2 separate regions of the Homo sapiens genome follow, and region 2 is linked to region 1. The links are chromatin loops, found by intact Hi-C in ENCODE. Cell type or tissue: B cell. All regions are shown on one strand. Each heading gives the region's core, and the rest is flanking DNA. Links, peaks and the distances in the headings are about the cores only.

What was found. Hi-C counts contacts between places; a loop is a spot of excess contacts. Peaks named below come from ENCODE experiments on the same cell type or tissue, not always from the same donor. Only the 100,000 strongest peaks of a DNase experiment are listed, where the experiment ranks them.
Region 2: a loop joins it to region 1, with 8 times the contacts of the local background. A loop is called at or near these places in 14 of 110 quality-filtered maps.

Annotation. Positions count from the first base shown.
Region 1 is chr2:46,652,058-46,660,392 of GRCh38, forward strand. LOC105374584 (a long non-coding RNA gene) reads left to right here. Exons shown (of 2, transcript XR_940058.3): 2 at 1-2,932. Among named protein-coding and RNA genes, the nearest start is that of CRIPT, 39 kb to the left of the region's middle. In B cell, for the core only: a CTCF peak has its summit at 5,102; a DNase peak (open chromatin) is centred at 5,104; H3K27me3 peaks cover 199 bases.
Region 2 is chr2:47,318,284-47,326,618 of GRCh38, forward strand. The region is part of intron 3 of EPCAM-DT (EPCAM divergent transcript); the gene reads right to left. Among named protein-coding and RNA genes, the nearest start is that of BCYRN1, 13 kb to the right of the region's middle. RefSeq lists a silencer at 4,887-5,181 and enhancers at 4,887-5,181, 5,163-5,322. In B cell, for the core only: CTCF peaks have their summits at 5,006 and 5,207; a DNase peak (open chromatin) is centred at 5,008.

The DNA of each region.
Region 1 (8,335 bases), core at 209-8,208:
ACCTAGAGCACCTGCTGTAGGCCTTGCATGCAGAATTAGTTGGCCCCAGTTCTGAGGGAGGGCTCAGGCAGAGGACAAGAATGATCACAGAATCAGGCCACTCTGTGCTTCAGCTTCCTTATCTGCAAAATTGGATAAATAGCAGCACTTTGTGCCTAAAACTGCATGTGAGATCTGTTAGTTAATATGTGTAAAGTGCTCAGAATGGTGCCTGGTCCATATGAATATAGGAAGTATCACCATGGAATTCTCAGGAAGAGAAACAGGTGTGTGGCCCTGGCTGGATCATGTCTATGATAGCTCAGTTTTCCATCTGTAAAATGAAAATCAAAGTCCCTGCCAAAGCTTTCAGAAGAAACAGAACAAGACACAGTCAACAAGGAAAGAAGTCACAGATAGTAGGTAGGAACTTGTGCTCTGAAATCAAACCCCCTGGATTACATCCAGCTCTGCCTCTTAGATGTTCATTTATTTATCTGCCATACCCCAGCCACCACCGCAAGACCCAAGAAACCAGGGTTGAAATGCCAGGCACCAAAGCTGCTGCAGCCATCATCCAAACCCTCCACACAGACCAGTCACTGGCCCCAGTCACTGGCCCAAGGCAGGGTGGAGCATCCAGACAAGGTGGGGAATGGAATTTGCCCAATAATGGATGCCAATGATTTGAGGAAGACAGCAGCCAAGGGAGAAATGGAAATGCAAACCAGGTACAAACACCAATGGGCCCGGCGCTGTCCTGAGCACTTTATGCATTAGTTCATCTAGTTCTCCTGGCAGTCTTATGAAGTAGGCACTGTTATTCACCCCATTTTACAGATGAAGAGACTGGGGCGCACAGTGGCTATAACTTGCTCAACTCACAGAGCGAGCCAGAACTCTGGGCAAGTTTGTTGACATTTCTAGTCCCTAGTTCCTCTCAAAAGAATGAGGGTAATAAGTTATGACATCTCCTCATAGATTTGTTATGCAGATTAGATGGGATAGTCTATACACAGCACTTAGCAAAGGATCAGAAACATTTTAAGCACTCATACTTAAACCCAAAGTCACTCACTAGGTAATTGGCGTGATAAGATACATGGGCTATAATTACCAAAAATATAGCTGGTAATTTAAGAAAATGGCCAAATGTGCAAGGTAGTAAAAGTCTAGGGTGGGGCAGGGGACATAAAATACCATAGGAACTGAGGAACAGGGGGTCAGGTCTGAAGAATCTGTTTTGCATGAGACACTTTGTAGGCCTTTGGAGAGAAATTGTGAGGAGGACTTGAAGGACGGACAGTTGGCCCCCAAACTCCAGGCTTTCACTCCCTGAACTAAGAGGGACCTTGAGCAAGCCTTCACCTCTGGGAAGAAGCCCTCAGCAGCCCAGATAGGAGAGCTGAGGTGTCTGGAAAAGCCCACACCGAGGCCCAGGGCTGGGCCAGTTATGGAAGGCCATCAGTGCAGCCCCGTCTTGACTCCTGCTGCAGAAAGACTGGGCAGGGCCGCAGCTCCAGCCCATGTTCCAGATTTCTGCCATGACCACCCTCCTGCGTGCCAGCTTGAAACCACTGTTTGTTGACATGATCTCCCTGACTTCATCCATTTAGATCATCTTTGGCTCACTGACCTCAGCCCACTCCCTTCACCTGCTCTATTATTTTATTGTGACCCCTGATTCCAGGCAAGACATTCCATTCACTCCATCAGCCCCAATCTGGGAACCTTGTCAGCAAAGAGGATTGGCCAGGGATGAGGAATTGTGGTGAGGTGAAAGGAATATCTCTGATAAGAGATGTAGCAATGCTACTCACTAATAGCTCTAGATTCTTGGCAAATGCCTAGGAACTCACCCCACATTTTTCAGCAGAGGGTGTATTAGCTGCATTTTGGAAACCTATTAAGAGTTGTAATTAGCAGCAGGGAGAGAACAAGAACTCTTCTCTAGGGCAAGTGATAACAGCAGTAAGCATTGAGTGGACAGTGATCATCCAGCCAAGCCATGATACCTTTCCTCCTCTTCCACCTCTTAAAAAGAGACTGGAGCTGTGCTCTCAGGCTCAGGGAATTCTACCTGACTGTACTGCTTTGCCTCCAGATGGATTCCCTCTCCTGAGCCCTTTCAGGTAGACGGCTGCATTGGACAGTACCTGGTTTGCATTTCCATTTCTCCCTTGGCTGTTGCCTTCCTCAAATCACTGGCATCCATTATCTGGCAAATTCCATTCCCCTCTTGTCTGGATGCTACACCCTGCCTTGGGCCAGTGCCTAGCGGCCCCTGGCCTGTGTGGAGGGTTTGGATGATGGCTGCAGCAGCCTTGGTGCCTTGCATTTCAACCCTGGTTTCTTGGGTCTTGAGGTTGTAGCTGGGATGTGGCAGGTGGAACCCAACAAGGAGATTTACCTCCAATGGTAAGGAGGGGTTTCTGTGCGAGGAAATGAGCACCTGGGAACCCAGGCGGCCAAAGGTGATTGAATTGTTCCGCACAAACTGGGTTACCCCTCAGGGCTGATGTGGCCTGGAGAGACACCCCTAAAGTCATCATGTGCCTCTAAGATTTCGCTAGGAAAGTTTCCAAGAAAAGGCTAGATTTCCATTGGGCTTGAAAGGTGAGCCACCCACACTGGGCGCTCAGGTCTGCATTTCTGCTCCAGTGTTCCCTCAGTCCAATTTTACACAGCAGTAACACCCTCTTCCCCTCATGTTCTGTTGTGTTCTGCAGATCCTACAGGGGAACATCATGATAATGAAACCTTTGTGTTTTCCATGGCTGCTACAAAAAGACCAGATCAAACATTTTATGACACTTTTGTTTTTGTGTTTCTGTATGCTGCATGTGAAAATATCTATTACACAAATCAAGCACTCTGCTTTCCATTGCCAAGCATCTTTGGCACAAGAGCTGTAATAAGAAGTGTAATGAACATAAAACAGTTTTTAGAATCACTCCTTTGGTAGCTGGTATATGAAGCTGACAAGGCCCCCTCTGCCAAAGCTGCAGAAGGTCGGGCATATCCTTCCCTTAGCTCATATGGCTGCAGAGGAAGGAGGTGTCTTTCTTTGGGCTTCATCGCCAGGCAACCCACACACTTTGATGCTCACCTGTCTGCCTTGGGGGACTGGAGTTGAATGACTGCTTGTTTTGCTCCTGGGATCTGTGGGCTCCACAGTCGTCCCAGGCCTCCTTGCTTAATCGGACTCCCACCCATGGCATCTGAGTAGTTCCTCTTCTGGTCCTGTCACTATCATCTCCCTTTCTCTCTCTCAAGGCCTGTCCTTCTGTAGTACATCTTTTTAATAACTGGTAAGAGTCTCCTCCGACCTTCCCTTTGGAGACCTTTTCTCTTCAGTCAATCCCCGCCCCACCCAATCCCATCCCTTGTTCTCAGCGTCCTGCTCACAATCCCTTTTACTATGCCACTGACTTACCCAGACTGGCTAGGACATCTCTATTTGCATTGCATTGCAATATGGACTGAGGTGAGCTTGCCTATGAAATCAGCTGTGAACTTATTTTTTGTTAACTGTGATTTTAAAGGGCAGGGAGGAGAAAATGAATACTGAGGGAAGGAAAGGAGACCTAACATTTATTGAGTCCTTGGAGTTCTTGAGATAGATGCCTCATACACGTTAACTTATGCATCCTCACAATGATCTTGGGAGGTGTTATTTACTCCATTTTACAGAGGAGGAAATGGAGGTTAAATCACTTACACAGGCTGGGCACGGTGACTCACGCCTGTAATCCCAGCACTCTGGGAAGCCAAGGCAGGAGGATTGCTTGAGCCCAGGGGTTTGAGACCAGCCTGCCTCTACAAAAAAATAATAAGTTTTTAAAAATCACTGCCCAAAGTTCCAAAGCTAGTCAACAAAGAAACCGGTTACAAATTTGCTCTTCATTTAGTGTAAAAATCAATGAAACTTTTCTGAATGTTTCAGTCTTTAAAAAAAAAAAAAACATGAAGCATGCCATCCAATGAGCTGTGTGACCTGGGGCAAGTCAGTGGACCTCTCTGGGCAATAGTTTGAACATCTTTAATGTCAGGAGCCTGTGCTAGAAGGTCCTAACTCCTACAAGCTTTTAACCCAGGCTGTAATTGCCCTTGGGACTTCTTCACATCCAGTCCAAATCTTTAAAGAACCCAAGTCATGCTAACAAGAAATAAATGACTAACACTCTGGGAGCGCTAATCAGGAGCACTTCAGGAATTCCCTTCCTTTTTCCTGCCAGGCAGCAGTTTCACAGCCATTCTCCAGCTCTCCTAAATCAGGATCTGTGGGTGGACAGGAGGATGAGAAACACAGTGCTAAAGGGGCCTGGGTTTCTATGTCACCACCCCTGCCTACCCTCTGCCGCAGCCACTGTAGCCAGCGTGCCTCCACCTGGCTGTCTTTCCCTACACAGCCCGCATGCCCCCCATAGCTGGCTGCACTATGGGAAGGACTGATCCCCACCAGACAAGCTGGACTTTCCTGGCCTCCCTTGCACCCTGGGAGATCCTTGTCCATGTGGGGGAAATAAGATTATATTTATTAAAAACAATATAATTTATAGCCTCCGTGTACACACCTTGAAATTCCTGGGGCCATAAACTGGAAGGGCATTTCTTTAATCCCTGCAATTTACAGTTTTTACTCACCTGGCTTAGGTGGGGGGAAGAATCACACACATACATACCTGTTCACACATACACACATATGTATATGCACGTGTGTATACTGACTCTCTCCTTGGGATTTGCTAAGCCTCTCACATGAAGCCTCAACAGCCCTAGGGAACTGTGCTCAGGTCTCTGATTCCGCTGGAGCTTGCCAGCATTCCAGGGCCAAGTCAAGACTTTTGTAAATTGCTGAGAACTGAATTCTGACCTGGGAGCAAAGAGTGGACAAAGAATGGCACAGAGATGCCAAGGAAGCTGAGTTCAGGAGGGAAAGTGAAGCCTGCCCCACTCACCATGCTTGTCCTCTTCTCCCCAGCCTCCCAAACCCCAGCCCCTACACACACACCCGAAAAGAGGATTCAGCAACTGAATATGAGAGGGACAGACCTGGTGGAAGGCTTTGGTACCTGTGAAACTGTGCCCAGTTATTGATCTAGAGATTGACCACCAGAGGCAGTGTTATCATTTAAGACGAGTTTCCTTTGGCACTCACCATATCTTACAGCTTCTCCTATTTGTTCTTGTCCCAATCCTCTTCCGGCCCCCATCCAAGAAGCTCTGTGCAATTCAGCTAAATTTGTAGGACACTACTCCAGTTAGCACTGTGCTTAGGAATACAAAGTCCTTCTGGTACCAGGTCTGTTGCAAGATCTTGCACTTCTCAAGGTCACAGACTTGACAAGAACACTTGACTATGTTCTTGCTCCAACTTACAGAAACTGGAATGATGCAAGAAAGATGATGACAAGCTCATGCTCAAATAAAATGCCTGGGTCTTTCATCAAAACAGTGGCCAAGAAGCACATATTTGTACATTTTAAGTTAAAATAAGATGTTGAAGGCTGGTGTGTTTCATTGTCTGTTAACTGGTCAACAGTCCCAATTGCTTTTTTTTTTTTTTTTTTTTTTTTTAGATGGAGTTTTGCTCTTGTCACCCAGGCTGGAGTGCAGTGGTGCGATCTCAGCTCACTGCAACCTCCGCCTCCCGGGTTCAAGCAATTCTCCTGCCTCAGCCTCCCGAGTAGCTGGGATTATCAGCATGCACTACCATGCCCGGCTAATTTTTGTATTTTTAGTAGAGACCAGGTTTCACCATGTTGGCCAGGCTAGTCTCGAACTCCTGACCTCAGGTGATCCACCCACCTTCGGCCTCCCAAAGTGTTGGGATTGCAGGTGTGAGCCACTGCGCCCGGCCCCAGTTGCATTCAGTGAGAGCATGTGTGATGATACCTTAACTCCTATTTTTATTAACATCTAGTTTGTAAAGGACTACAGAGACACTGTGCTGAGCACCCTGGAAGGGTGGGGCTTGAGCCAGGCTGATGGACACGTGGGAGGACCAGGCTGGGGAAGGACTTGGGGCATGAACTTCTGTCTGGATATAGCACCAAGTGGGACAGGGTCGGGGGTCAGGGAGATTGGATTGGCCAGAGCACAGGAACTTGCAAAGAAATACACAACAGGACATAGGTAGGATAGAGAAGAGGCAAAAATATGTAAGTAGGCACCAGTTAGTGTAGCACATGATTTCATATACTGTATATACTTTAATTTAATCATAGCAACCATGTGAGAAGAGTACTATATCTTGACTTTCAGTTGAGGATTAGGCCCCAAAAAGGCTGCTGATACAACAGTACTTAATTTCAGGTGGGGCTAGGGACAGTGGTTCCCCAGCCTCTGACAGGGTTCGTCAAAGATTATTTATTTGCTTAATCTGAGCTACTTAGTGGTAAAGCCTAGATTCCATCCACCTTTTGTCTCCAGGCCTAGTGAATGCTCTTTTCATTTTACCTCACCTACCTAGTTACTACCATATTAACTTGCTAAAAATATTCTATGAAATGGATTCTATCTGCAAATAAATGTAAATAATATATGTGTCTTGCTGAAGAAGAATAAAATAAGCACTTGCGGCCCCACCACTCAATTTAAGGCATAGAATATTACCACCGCTATCGAAGGTAGCGTGAAGGTCACCCTTCAGAGGCGACCATGATGCTGAAATGTCTGCTGATGACTCCTTTACCCTTTACAATGTTGCCACATACATCTGCTGAATAATTTCCATTTGCCCCTTCAGCTCCGTCTCCAGGCTTCTCCATACTGCCGTGTGTCCCATGAGGCTGGCCCATCTGGACTGCACCAGGGAGCTCCCTTGATCCTTGGCTTCCTGGTGGGTTTGGCCAAAGTGAAACACTGACAGGAAAGCAGAGGATGAGAATGAGGCCAGGGTGTCTGCTCCCCTGCTCCCTCTCTGCTGGGGCACCCACCATGAATCGGTGGCATTCATCTACCGAGGTCACTCTTGGTTCTGGCAGGTAGCCTTCTCCACCCTGCAGCCCTTTCCATGCCCTCCCCAGCTCCTTCAGGTCTAGTGATGGTAAAGCTTCCTGGCTGCTCTGCCAGCCCTAGGGTGCTGAACCATTCCCTGGTGGTTTCCCAAACCTAGTGTTTCTTAATCATTTTTAAAAATCATGACTCCCCTAAATACCCTTTTCAGACTTTTTCCCCCAGTCATCTCCCTGCCATGAAATTTTAATACCACACATATACCGTTGATCTATTTATGTACTGTAGATATCTTTGTGTTTTATATTTGACAAGAATACTATATTTTGCTCACTAAGAAGCAATTTCACCCCTTGAGGGTGATACTGCCTTATTAGGAATGTATACCCTAACCCAACTTATATTTTGTAGTTCCCTCTAATACATTCTATTTAGTCACCCATTTCCAGTGTGCTATCTCTTTCTTGCCAAGACACTAACATATATAACAATATGTTATGCAACATATTGTTATAGTATATATATTAGTTAAACATATAGTGAATAATATAACAATATACTGTGTCCATAAACAATATTTTAGTTCTGTCAGGTTTTTATCTTTAAGTGAAGGAACACAGTATATTTTTCTTTTTCTTGGCCTTTGTCAATATTTGTGAGATTCACCCATATTGAAGCATGTAGTTATTGTTCATTTTTACTGCCATATGGTATTGCATTGGATGAACATATACAAATTTACAAGTTTGTTTAGTGGTGGGGATGGATATTTGGGTTGGTTATTTTGAACACATGGCACAAAACATTCTTGTACGTATCTTTTGGTAAAGACATAGATATACATATACATAATATACACCTACATATACATATACAGAGTCTCTAGGGTACCAACCTGGGAGTAAAATTGCTGTATTGTAGGGTATGCCTATTTTTCTCCTTACTAGAAAATGCCAAATTGTTTTCCTGTAATGATACCAACTTATTTTCATACCAATAGGATTTGAGAGTTCTGGTTGCTCCACATTCTTTCCAGCATTTGTTATTGCTGGACTTTTTAAATTTTTGCCTGTCTGGTAGGTATGGAAAAGGTATTTCATTGTAGATTTGATTTTCGTTTTGCTTATTACTGATAGGTTGAGCATCTTTCCACTTCTTCACTGCCCATTTGGTTTTCTTTTCTGTGAATGCCAGTTTGTGTCTTTTGTCCACTTTCCTATTGCAGTGTTTCATTTTTTCTTATTGATTCATTGGTTTCCTTCATATATTCTAGATGTTAACCCTTTGCCAGTTACATAAACTGCAAATAATTTTTCCCAGATTGTGGCATGTCTTTTCACTATTTTAAAAATGAATTGTGATGAATATACATTTAAAATTTTAATGGAGAAAATGT
Region 2 (8,335 bases), core at 99-8,098, 670 kb after region 1:
CCTGGCTAATTTTGTATTTTTTAGTAGAGACGGGGTTTCTCCACGTTGGTCAGGCTGGTTTCGAACTCCCGACCACGGTGATCCACCCGCCTCGGCCTCCCAAAGTGCTGGGATTACAGATGTGAGCCACCGCACACAGCCTACATTTTATTATTAAAAATCATCTTTTTTTGCTGGGCACCGTGGCTCATGCCTATAATCCCAGCACTTTAGGAGGCCAAGGCAGGTGGATCACTTGAGGTCAGGAGTTTGAGACCAGCCTGGGCCAACATGCCCATCTCTACTAAAAATACAAAAATTAGCCGGGCGTGGTGACACACACCTGTAATCCCAGCTACTTGTGAGGTTGAGGCAGGAGAATGGCTTGAACCTGGGAGGCGGAGTTTGCAGTGAGCTGAGATCAGGCCACGGCACTCCAGCTTGGGCGACAGAGAGAGATTCCATCTCAAAAGATAAAATTATCTTTTCTTCGTTTTTACTACAAAAGCAAGGCATGTTAATTTGCTGAAAACCCAAAGAAGCAAAAAGAAAACATAAAAAACACCATAACCCTACCATCAGCATATTTACAATAAACAACGACTTGTTGAGTAGTATAAGCCAGAAAATGTGATCAGCCTATTATGTTATTTTTAAATTTAATCCTCACAACCTATAGATACTATTTAAATCACCATCCAGCATGTGATTAAACAAGGCCGGGCGCAGTGGCTCACACCTGTAATCCCAGCACTTTGGGAGGCGGGTCACTTGAGGCCAGGAGTTGGAGACCAGCCTGGCCAACATGATGAAACCCCATCTCTACTAAAAATACAAAATTTAGCTGGACACGGTGGCACATGCCTGTAATCCCAGCTACTTGGGAGGCTGAGGCAGGAGAATCACTTGAACCCGGGAAGTGCCAGTTGCAGTGAGCCAAGATGGCGCCACTGCACTCCAGCCTGGATGGCAGAGTGAGACTGTCTCAAAAATAAAAATAAATTAAAAATTTAAAAATTTTTAAAAAACATATGATTAAACAAAATTTCAGAGAGGTTAGGTATCCTGCCCAAGTTCACACAGCCAGTGAGGAGCCCAGCTGGGATTTGCACCCAGGTCTGTCAACTTGAACTGTAAAGATTTATTCCCTATTTAGAGGCTTGTTTTTTGTTTCTTGTTTTTTGTTTGAGACGGAGTCTCACTCTGACGACCAGGCTGGAGTGCAATGGCACAATCTCGGCTCACTGCAACTTCTGCCTCCTGGGTTCAAGTGATTCTCCTGCCTCAGACTCCCGAGTAGCTGGGATTACAGGTGCGTGCCACCATGGCCAACTAATTTTTGTATTTTTAGTAGAGATGGGGTTTCACCATGTTGGCCAGGCTTGTCTTGAACTCCTGGTCTCAAGTGATCCGCCTGCCTCAGCCTCCCAGAGTGCTGGGATTACAGGCATGAGCCACTGCGCCTAGCTATTTAGAGGTTTTCAGGAAGCTGAGAGGGTATTTGGGAGCCAAGAGCTGTTTCTGGGGCCCAGAAGTATCCATCTTTCAGCAGTCTCAGCTCAGGAGTTCCCTGCCTGGCTGGCTATCCCTGGCCATCCCCGGCTGCACCCACCTGCCCGCCAGCCTTTCTCAGTTGCATCATCCTTACTGGCTGCAACTGCAATATATTCGCCTGTAGCCCTGTGGGGGCTACTACAGAACACAAACAGAGCCCTGGCTGGTGAGACTGCTGACACAAGAGCCAGAGGCTTTGCTCCTTTTTTTTTTTTTTTTTTTTTTTGAGACAGAGTCTCCCTCTGTTGCCCAGGCTGGAGTACAGTGGTGCAATCTCAGCTCACTGCAACCTCTGCCTCCGGGTTCAGGTGATTCTCATGCCTCAGCCTCCTGAGTAGCTGGGATTACAGTCATGCGCCACCACACCCAGCTAATTTTTGTATTTTTAGTAGAGATGGAGTTTACCCATGCTGGTCAGTCTGATCTGGAACTCCTGATCTCAAACGATCCGCCCGCCTCAGCCTCCCAAAGTGCTGGGATTACAGGCATTAGCCACCACGCCCAGCCCCATCACTACTTTGTAAACTGACGGGCAAGTCCCTTGAGAATCCCCATCTCTCACAGAAGTAATAGCAATTAGTTTTTCCTGTGGTTCTGAAGGAAGTAAAGTATTATATACAAGACCACCCAGATAGTTTAAATGCCATATAACATGGAATATAATGTTACTGAGATAACTAAAGGCAAAAATAACCTGTATATAACATGCTTACAATGTTCAAAGGGTAGCTGATGACTTTAGATTTGAGAACACACGCAGGCAGACCCATCAATACCCAAGGAATACCTTAGTCACAGAATAGGAATAGGCAAATGCATATTGATCAGAAAATGTACCTGACATGCAAACCCAGAACAGGTGAGTTTGATGTGGCAATGGACGGAGGAAAGCTGGAACCCTGAGGTTAAGACTGAGATTGGGCTGGAGTCCGGAGAGTCTGGGCTGAGGGTAGAATTCCCACTTATTATGGGATCCAGTGGGACCCTTCATAGAAGAGGCTGAGTTTCATAATCCTGGTCTATCTGATTTGGAGAGTTCCTGGAATCTGGGGAGACACCCCACAGGCTTTGTCTGAGGACTATTTGCAGTTCTTTGAACCTCAGAATAGGAAGACTGAAGTGAGAACTCAGAGCAGAGAGTAAGCCAAGGCTACTTTGAATGCTCAAAACCAGGGAATGGGTCCTACTGCTTTCCAAGTGTAAGCATGGCCAGCCCAACCAGCCCAGAGCCCTCAAAGTCAAGCCCCTCACTGGTCAGCCTCATGGCATTCTTGATCTAATGCCCTGTGGCTTTAAACTGCCAGCTTTTGCAAAAGGAAGAAGAAAGTCCTGTATTTCTTCTGGACTCCTACAGGCTCTTTGAAACAATGCTGTTTCTGTTTGAGATGATGATACCCTGAAAGCACCTGTGCACTCCTGCAACTTGTCATGTGCCCATTGAATAACAAATTGACCAACTGACATTCTTAGAGACGCCACTGAAGACCTAGTGCTGGGTTGGACCTATGGGGAGACCCAGAGGTTCATAACTCTGTCTCTGCCCTCAAGGAGTTTAGCATCCAGGGATTTAGGTGGTATTTGGGTCACTTTGGACCTCACCATGGGCACAGGAAAAAAATCCAGGAAATGTCTTCCTCAGTGTCAGCCTGAGCAAAATAATGCCCCAGCTGACATTTCTGTGTCTAGAAATGTTTACACAGGGATTGCACTGTGCAGAGCACTATACCACATGGATTTGCCTTTGTAGGTTGTACTATACTTGCACATTTCCAAGGGCTGAGGAAGGGAAGGTGAGAAACGTGGTGATGAGCCCCACTGTGGCCAGCACTGTGCCAAGCGATCTTTAAAGGTGGTGGTTTTAGCCTTACAACCACCTGGGTGGCCAGTATCTTCATTCTCACTCTGCAGTGGAGAGATTACAGCTTTAGATACTGAATGCTGTGGCTCAGGGGGCTGGGGCTGACAGTGCACCCTCGTAAGCCAGTGGGGAAGAAGTCTGGCGGCAAGGTAGCTGGCAGCTTAGGAAGCACCTGGGCTGCTTGCTAAGGAGTGGGACTTTCTTCCAGAAGCTACAGGGGGCCCAGTACAGTAGTGAGAGAGCCATCTGATCAAATCTGTTGGAAAGCTGCCTGGCAGCTGTGTGAGGGCTGGGTGGGGAAGGGGGAGGAAAGATTGCAGAATGAGATCAGAGAGAGGACTATGGAAGGACAAATCTGTTTTCCCTCCTCCCCCTATCCCATGCATACCGAATAACAGTCTCTAGAATCAAAACAAGCATTTTATTTTATTTTGTTTTTCAAGACAGTGTCTCAATCTGTCACCCAGGCTGGAGTGCAGTGGCATAATCTCGGCTCACTGCAACCTCTGCCTCCTGGGTTCAAGTGATTCTCCTGCCTCAACCTCCCGAGCAGCTGGGACTAGAGGTGAGTGTCACCACACCTGTCTAATTTTTGTATTTTTAGTATAGATTAGGTTTCACCATGTTGGCTGGCTGGTTTCGAGCTCCTGACCTCAAATGATCCTCTTGCCTCAGCCTCTCAAAGTGCTGGGATTATAGGCATGAGCCACTGCGCCTGGCCAAAGCAAGCATTTTAATAACCCATTTTAAAATTTTAGACCCAAGTCAGTGACCCCTGTATTAATTTCGGTAATCAAAAGTTGGCTAAATTGAGCCAGCTGAGTGAGACAAGGTTGTGCACTCAGCACTACCCTGGCAGGTGGCTGCTAGGAAGACATGCTAGAAAAGATTGGCCATCGTGACAAAGGGAGAGCAGGTGAAGGCACTGACGGGGTTTGGGATTTAGGCAGACCTGAGGTTGATTTCTGGCTTAGCCATTTACTAGTCATGAAACATTGAAAACATCATTTAATCTCTCCGATTTTCTTTACTTCATCTTTAAAATAAGGGTCAGCTGGGTGTGCTGGCTCACACCTGTAATCCCAGTACTTTGGGAGGCTGAGGCAGGAGAATCACTTGAGCCCTGGAGTTCGAGACCAGCCTAGGCAACACAGTGAGACCCCCCCCCCCCCGCCAATCTTTACAAAAAAAATACAAAAATTAGCCAAGTGTAGTGGTGTGCACCTGTAGTCCCAGTTATTTGGGAGGCTAAGGCGGGAGGATTACTTGAGCCCCGGAGGTCAAGGCTGCAGTGAGCCCTGATCACTATATTCCAGCCTGGACAACAGTGAGACCCTGTCTCAAAAACTACACTACACTACACTACACACTACACTACACTACACTACACACTACACTACACTACACTACACTACACTACACTACACTACACCACACTACACCACACTACACTACGGGTCATCAACTTTCTCTTGCATGATTGCACGAGTACTATATTCAAAGTGACTAGCACACCAGTGGTGCTTGGTAGGGACTAGCTAAAATATCCTCATTCCGACCTGGGAGCCACAGTGATGGCGCACATCTGCCTGGCCCCTTCCTGTGGAGCAACACTGCCCTTCAGTGGCTAAACAGTGAATGACAGGTGTGCCGGCTGCTCCCACCCAGCCCTGCATTCCACACGTCAGAAGAGTTGTTTAAGGGTCAGACCTGCCGCATGTACTTTTCACAAAGTTGGAGCCCTACCTTGGCCAGCAGGTGACAGGTCCCACTGTCCCCAGGACAGGGCGAACTCAAGGCCAGTGGATTCTGAATCTTGGGCTGGGAAGAAAACACAAGCTCAAGTAGTCTTGGAACAGCTCTCTAGAGATGGCCATGACCTCCAACCCACTCCACCCTAGCCACAAGAATAGTGTAAATGAAAAGCAAATGCCAGTGGCACATTCTGGCACCCCTTGGCAAAACAAGGAAGGAAGCCATTCCACAAACACTTAGCGGGCACCGTCCAGGCCTCTGGGTCCGTGCTAGGCTGCAGATACCATGGCCAACAAAAAGGAAGCTGACTATTTAGTTGGGAGAAGGACATTAATGAAACAATCACCCAGATACGTAATTGCAGACTATAACAAGGATCTGAAGGGAAGGCTCAGGGTGCTGACTCCATCCAGGACAAGATAAGGAGTGCTCCTTGGTGCTACTGTGGGCTTCATGAGCACCTCCTGGTGAAGCCACTGCCCCTGGGGCCTGTGCACACTGTGGACATTGAAATGCTCACTGCTTCTGGAAGTGGGCTGATGTGGCTCTGGGCTGTCTACGCCTCCAGCTGGTAGATAGGAGTCAGGGAAGTCACCAAAAGATGAATAGGCATTAGTAAGTACTGGTGGAAACCCAGGAGCGGGAATGCCATGCTCAAAGGCTCTGAGGTGGGCCCGGCACAGTGGCTCACACCTGTAATCCCAGCACTTTGGGAAGCCGAGGCAGGAGGATGGCTTGAGCCCAGGAGTTCGAGACCAGCCTGGGCAACATGGCAAAACCCTGTCTCTACAAAAAAAAAAAAAAAATAGCTGGGTATAGCAGTGTGCACCTGTAGTCTCAGCCACTCAGGAGGCTGAGATGGAGGATTGCCTGAGCCCAGGACGTAGAGGCTGCAGTGAACTGTGATTGTGCCACTACACTCCAGCCTAGACAACAGAGCAAGACCCTGCCAAAAAAAAAAAACAACAAACAAACAAAAAAACAAAAAGGCCCCGAGGTGGGGTCCCATGGGGATATCTTTAAGGAAATGTGTCTGGAGCTCAGAAACCCAGAACAAGAGTAGTGCAGGTGACACTAGGGCAGTAGGCAGGGCAAGGCCTTAGGCACTGGGGGGCAATATCAGGGGTGTGGTCTTGATCCTAAGACAGTGGGACACCACAGACAATGCTCCTGCCTCCCTGCCAGCTGTCCTCCTTCAGGGATAAGGCCCCTTTTGCTGCCTCCCTCCTCCCCTCACTGCCCAGGGTGCCTCCATCAAGTCTTCTCTGGATTTCATCCTTTTCTCCCAACTCCCAGTAACATCCTCTCAAATTAAGTCTGGGATTTTTTTTCTTCCTCCCTTCTTACCACAGTAAAATTCTGTTAGATAAAAACTAGCATTTAAAACCATACTCCAGGGCAGGTTCAGTGGCTCACACCTGTAATCCCAGCATTTTGGGAGGCTGAGGTGGGCGGATCACCTGAGGTCAGGAGTTCGAGACCAGCCTGGCCAGTATGGTGAAACCTCGTCTCTACTAAAAATAATGAAAAATAGCTGAGCATGGTGGCACATGCCTGTAATCCCAGCTGCTCAGGAGGCTGAGGCAGGAGAATCGCTTGAATCCGGGAGGTGGAGGTTGCAGTGAGCTGAGATCACACCACTGAACTTCAGCCTGGGGGACAGCGCAAGACTTCGTCTCAAAAACAAACCAAAAAAAGCATACTCCAGTCAGGCCCAGTGGCTCTCGCCTGTAATCCCAGCACTTTGGGAGGACGAAGTGAGAGGAGAGCTTGAGCCCAGGAGTTTGAGACCAGCCTGGACTACATGGCAAGACCCTGTCTCTAAAAAAAAATTTCTTAATTAAAAATAAATAAATAGAAACCACACTCACACTTCTAAGCTGCAAGGACTTGTTGCCAGCCCCGTATGCTCATCCCTGTGTGGGCTGAGCCCGGGAATGAAAGAGGAAATGTACTCCGACCTTGCCCCTGAGGGGCTTCCCATCTCGCCCTGAATCCAGGGGCTACCTTTCAGCCAGCTGCACTACTCCATTCAATGGAAATGGCACTTGGAAATGCTTCTTCTCTTTCTGAACATTTAGGTCCTCACACAGCAACCAAGCCAGTGGTCAGTGAGTGCATTTTGTGAACGCTTTGAGGTATAGAAGGAAAGAGCACTGGACCCCTGCAGTCTGAAAACATGGGTTTGTAACCTGGCCCTGCCATTTTTCAGGCTGTGTGTCCTTAAACAAGACTTCTCTGAGCCTCGATTTCTTCGTTAGTAGAGTGGGGTAAACAAGACTTTCCCTGTCTACCTTGCAGAGGGTTTATGGGGATCGTATGAAGTACCACAGTGGTTCCTGGATGGCAGTCCTTAAACAGGTGCTACACATGAGGACGTTTTCACCAGCCCACGGTGAGATGAGGAAAATCAGGACAACGAAAGGAGGTGTTTACAAAGGTAGATTTATTCAACCTAAAGGCCTGGACTGTACTCTGAGATTGTGTCTTTCTTGGGGTTTATTTGCATTGAAATTACATTTACTTTATGAAATGATAGTGATGTTAGCAGATTTTTAAAAATGTTTTTACTTAACAAAATTAAAGTACAACTACCCAGTTTGGGAGATCTTACCAGTCTGTAAAGCCCCAAACCCTTTTGAGTCAGTGAACCAGAAAGCCTTGGCAAACCACAAAGAGCTACGACCAGAGGCCACCTCTTGCTGTCTTCCTTTGCTGCCCCTCTGCTAGCTAAAGCCTGTGTGGTAGGGGTGGGTTCCAAGGGTCAAGGCCCAGACATGCTTTTCATCTTGACTTTAAAAGCACAGATTCTGGAACCAGACTGTTAGGGTTTAAATATCAGTTACACTCCTTTCTAGTTGCGTATGACCTTGGACAAGTTGCTTCTGCTCTCCATACTTTGATGCTCTCATTTATAACATGTGTGTATTAATAGTGAAGATTAAATGTAAGGCAAGGGCTGGGAACGGTGGCTCCTGCCTGTAATCCTAGCACTTTGGGAGGCTGAGGCAGAGGGATCTCTTGAGTCCAGGAGTTTGAGGCCAGCCTGGGCAATATGGTGAAACCCCACCTCTACAAAAAATATGAAAATTAACCAGGCATGGTGTCGTGCACCTGTAGTCCCAGCTACTTGGGAGGCTGAGGTGGGAGGATGGCTTGAGCCCGGGAAGTCAAGGCTGCAGTGAGCAG